Regions from separate parts of the Mus musculus genome. Here region 1 is linked to region 2. The links are chromatin loops, found by intact Hi-C in ENCODE. Cell type or tissue: left cerebral cortex. All regions are shown on one strand.

The links. Peaks named below come from ENCODE experiments on the same cell type or tissue, not always from the same donor. Only the 100,000 strongest peaks of a DNase experiment are listed, where the experiment ranks them.
Region 1: it touches region 2 in a loop (2.6-fold over the local background); 3 of 42 quality-filtered maps call a loop at or near these places.

What each region holds. Positions count from the first base shown.
Region 1 is chr4:24,544,073-24,546,572 of GRCm38, reverse strand. All of the region lies in intron 13 of Mms22l (MMS22-like, DNA repair protein), which reads right to left. Among named protein-coding and RNA genes, the nearest start is that of Mms22l, 49 kb to the right of the region's middle. In left cerebral cortex, a CTCF peak has its summit at 1,490 (motif pointing right); a DNase peak (open chromatin) is centred at 1,517; H3K4me3 peaks cover 455 bases; H3K27ac peaks cover 396 bases.
Region 2 is chr4:24,248,262-24,250,761 of GRCm38, reverse strand. The region is part of intron 1 of Gm27243 (a long non-coding RNA gene); the gene reads left to right. Among named protein-coding and RNA genes, the nearest start is that of Gm27243, 180 kb to the left of the region's middle. In left cerebral cortex, a CTCF peak has its summit at 1,003 (motif pointing left); a DNase peak (open chromatin) is centred at 1,002.

The DNA.
Region 1 (2,500 bases), 300 kb before region 2:
TATAAACAAACTAAAAGATTAATTTAAGTTTTTCCTTTATGCTTTCTATGTAGTAATAAAAATTATAAGATGTATATAGCTATATAAGCATATACATAAGCCTTGAGTTTAATTAAATTGTGGCTCCCAGTAATATTTTAAAGGTACACATAAGGTCCTATATTTTAAAATATGTTAGGAAAAAAAAAAAAAACTTCCCCAAACAAAGTCAGTGAATGTCAAAGTCTTATCTGCAATGCTTTATGAATGACACCCCGGGAGTGACATAGTAACTACACAGTAGAAAGAGCATGCCTAGATACAAAATACTTTCCACACACCTTTGCATCTTTATTTGGAAAATCAAACAAAGCATTAACTTTCACAAAAAGCAATGGGCTCTTCTCGTTCATCCTCAACCCCCCCCCATGTCCTCTCCCTACAGCATGTAATATGATTCTCCATCCCTTTCAAATTCATGGCCTCATTTTTCTGTAATATTGCTACATGCAGATTTAAACACATAAATACACAAATAACACCAGGTTTGTCTGTTTAGTGGTGCTTGTAAGTACATGATTTCAGGGCTATACACATACCCGCACGGATATGCAGGTCCGAGTGCGTGTGCGCGTGCGCGCACGCACGCTCACACACAATAATTATGATACCAAAAAATGCCATTGATATTAGAAGCTGTCAATGGTCGTGTATATTTAAAAGCCACTAATTTGGTTATATTTGATCTAGTTGGGTTAAAATGCAAATGAACTAGAAAAGTATGATAGCCTCCAACAAAACAGGGAGAGTAACTCCTATGTGACAGGTAGCTTTTCCAGTTTAGTCTCAGTTTCCTGGATCAATACACGAAACTTGAGTCTGATAATGATGTTTTTTTAAGTCACACCTGAAGAAGTAAAGTTAAAGAAGGCAGCACTGTATGAGATTTTGATGGTTTTGCTGTTTAGACCATTTGGCTTATAGAAGAGGCATTTGTCTTCTGTACCGTCCCTTCCTAAGAGATAAATTTATGCATCATACGCTACATAATCAGAGGATTTTTTTTTTTTTTACTTTGAATCCTTATCAGGTATATTTCAAACTGAGTTAATGCTGTGCTTAGTACTCTGTAAGATTCCAAGGATTATTTGTTAGTAAAGTGCTGTTATTGATAAAAAATACAAAATCAACCCACCCACCCCAGGTCTCCTGAAAGAACAATATTTTAGGGTGAATGCAAGAGGGATTTCTGCCCTATATTTTGAGTACTTTCCTTTTATAAACCCTTGATTCACTAGACTACTCTAGAACAACCAATTTCCCCAGGTTGATGCTTTTACTGTATCCAGTAGACTTTAAGTCTCCTCTCCACCCCGTTTTTGATACTCTTCTACTAGCAGCTTTTTACCACCTTAAAAAGCACACCAGCAGATTTCTGAAAATCAGGAGTGGAAGCTTTCTCTTCATTATACTGTCCTGGTTTCCAGGAAAACTGCCAGTAGGAGGCAGCAATGCCTGCCTGTGGCAACAGCAGTGGCTCTGCTCTGCACAGTAGTTAGCTGCTCGCTTCATTCTTCTGTCATTATATAAGCAAGATGACACTGTTCTCTAATCCAGCCAAAGCTGATAAGTACCATCAACCTGTCACTTCCTACATTTCAAATTCTAACATCACAGCATCAAAGAGTTTTTACATTTCGATTTCTTTTGCTGGCAGCAGCCGGTAGCCTCTCATTCTCCCACGGTGTTCTAATGCTGCATTTGCACACCGGGGTTACTCCCAGACTGAATAGCAGGTCATCCCCTGCTCACTGAGCTCATCTGTGGCCCATGTGCTAGGCAATTTAGATCCAATCAGCCCTTATTTAGCTCAAGAGTAATGAGCAGCATAGTGACACAGACTTAAGCCTGACCCTCAGGACACTGCTCATCAAGCAGTAAAACTGTGACAAAATCATTCATCTTCCACCCGCTGGCAAGAAATAATACTCGCACTCACTGTATTACTTTTCAAGATAAAAAAAAAAAAGTCCTGAATTTTCATGATGTGAGACATTAATTTGCAGAAAGCTGAATTCCCTTAAACCCCCCTGTTGCTATGAGCTCACCAGGGGGAAATAGGCCTTAGGAGACTGAAATGGAATAAAGAAAATTGCTCCAGCTTTCTTTTCATTTTAAATAAGCCTTAAATCTGACAAGAGACATCCTAAAGAGAGAAAAATATGTATCTTGTAAGGTAAGGAAGAAACAATTGAAATTAAGAGTTTCAAATGCTAGTTTCACTCCCTACTTGTTCTCAATTTTGCTAAAATGTTAATAAATAAAATTTAAGAGAGCAACTACTCATTCTTCTTTACCAGGAAGACAACAAAGATAAGGATATTCCTTATAAACAATATGGTGGCAAAAGTAACCCAATATGCCAGAATAAAATGTGTGCTTGTATGTTCTCTGTAAAATACGTGTTAAAGACCACAGCTTTGGAGTGATAAAAGAACACAGTAAGCCCAGCCAGGTAGAT
Region 2 (2,500 bases):
TGAAAAAGTGATCACAGTTAACAAAGTATTTCTAACACAAGCCCTTGATTTGTTGTGTTGTGGTATGATGTGGCTTATGTAATTCCTATCAGGATTCACATCTTCAAGAGTTTCTCTAGATGATATACAATGGGTCATGGAAGGATTGCTGTGGAAAGAGCAAAGGAGCAAATGCCAGGTAAACACAAAGTGAGACACTGGATTGGGTTGTGGAACAGAGAGATTCATTGGAGAGGTGGAGACATTGAAAAGATCTGTAAATTTGTTAATACTACCATACAAATGTATAAATTCCTGATATTAGTAAGTATATAGGATCAGGCATCAGATATTTGTTGACATTAACGGGCCTGGGAAGAGTGCATAGAATGATATTTTTTGCAACTTTGCAAAGACTGAAATTACTCAATAAAAACTTCTTATGTATAAATGCAATCCAAATACATAACCAAAATAATTTCAGTTTTATTTTTTGTACATTGATACTCTCAGTGATTACTAGTAATTTATTTAAGTATAAAGGCATTTCTGTAAATATGGGCAATATTGAGCTTTGAATGTTTTAAAATGTTATATTAACATGTATCTGTACTTCAGAGGGGGCTTGCCCTCAGATTTCCCACGTACTTTCTGAATATTGCTTTAAAAGTGTTGTTCACTATATTTATGATACAACATATCACAAAAAGTTGGAAGGCTTTGCTCTATGAATCAACTCTTTTGAGGATATTTGCAGATAAGCATCTCAGTAAATCCTTGAAAATACTGTTTTAAATATTGCTTGGTATAAGAAAAATGCTATGTACAAATAAGAAATTGTCAAAAAAGCAAATTCAATTAGTTAAAGAGAAAGAGAGAGAGAGAGAGAGAGAGAGAGAGAGAGAGAGAGAGAGAGAGAAAGAAAGAAAGAAAGAAAGAAAGAGCTCCTCATATTTAAGTATGCACCTTGTCAGCTTCCTAGAACAAGCTCTCGCCTGCTTTACTGCCCTCTAGAGGTGGACTACAGGGAACTTAAGTCGTGGGATCCTAAATAGGAAATGCAGCTTGGAACTTTCTGTAGTTGGTGCAAATAAATGTGGTTTCTTCACATGTACATTATTTTAACGAAGTATCACACTCTTAAATTTTATATCATATTGCTTGACTGTTGTTGTAAGGCTTAATGTTTATTTTAGCTATGCCTGTCACACTAGCCTGGTGCCAAGTGTGTACACAAGACATAGCGGCCAAGGAAATTTCATCAATAGAAGTCTGTTCTCCAGATCTTTCCTCCCTTGCATGAAATCCTTCCGCCTCCACAATATCCAATCCTTCCTTAAGGCATCTAAGACTCTGTTTCTCTCTATTTCCTTTACAGAAAAGAAAAGAGACCAGAGGGCAGGGAATGGTTAAACTCTGCTTTAACATGTGCTGCACATGATGGGAGTTTGAACGTATTCACATCAACTTACTTCCACTTGCACACTCCCTTTTTGAGCTCCAGTGTTAGCACCACTGGCATGATGTTTGTATGGAATATCTTAATTAGCTTAAGAATCCTTAGATATATATGCATATATATATATATATCTTCGATTTTTTTAAACATCGCACTTTTATTAGAACTACTGAGAATTTATCTTCTCAAAATATCAAACAAATAGAATCTGTCAGGACTAACATGAAATATTTTAAATCATGTAAAACTTTTCTGAAATATTCTATGAATATTCAAAAAATATTCATTGCTTTTTTTTTTTTTTTAAGATTAGAAGTAGAGGCTAACCAGACTGACTAATGAGCTGAATGTTATTTTTAAGGAACATTTGCAATATGATCTTCAATTCTTAACATTATTGTTACTATAATTTTGTTTCTCTGAGCAGCACAAGCCCCTGTACAATGGGGAACTGAATGGTTTCAATAGCTAATGACTGAACTTCTCGCCTCCGGCTCGCCTTCACATTAGGCTGCAGTTTAAAGTGATTGACAGCCATTTCATAGTATCCTGCCAAAGAACTGGGGGCCAAAATCATCCAAATTATGGAGAGAAAATGCTCCTAATAGAAAAAAAATAAAGGCAGAAGTGAAATGACCAGTGTAGCTAGAACTAATTGGCCCCCTTCCTGGCAAAGGAGTGAGCATGCACAAGGACTGAATAATCTCTTGAATTTGGTGGCAGACCCTTGCAGGTTGGAACTACGAATTGGCAGGTTAGCATAAGGGGAGGCCATATCCCCCTAGTATGTGACACTTCTGTTCTGTGAATTTCCATTTTGTGGAGCTGTCAATCTGTGGCTTTTGTAAGCCTTAAAGTTTCTTTAGAAACAACATGACAAAAAAAAAAAAAAAAAAAAGAATGACTGTACCTCCTAAACTACCACATAAATCGGCTTGATTAGTAATCTCTATTAAGAGACACTGAGTTTTAAATAGACTGGGTATTTGAGATACAGAATGAAGGACTTGGCAGGACCAAATAGGGAAATCTGAACAGCATCTGCCCTGCCCTTTCCAAGCA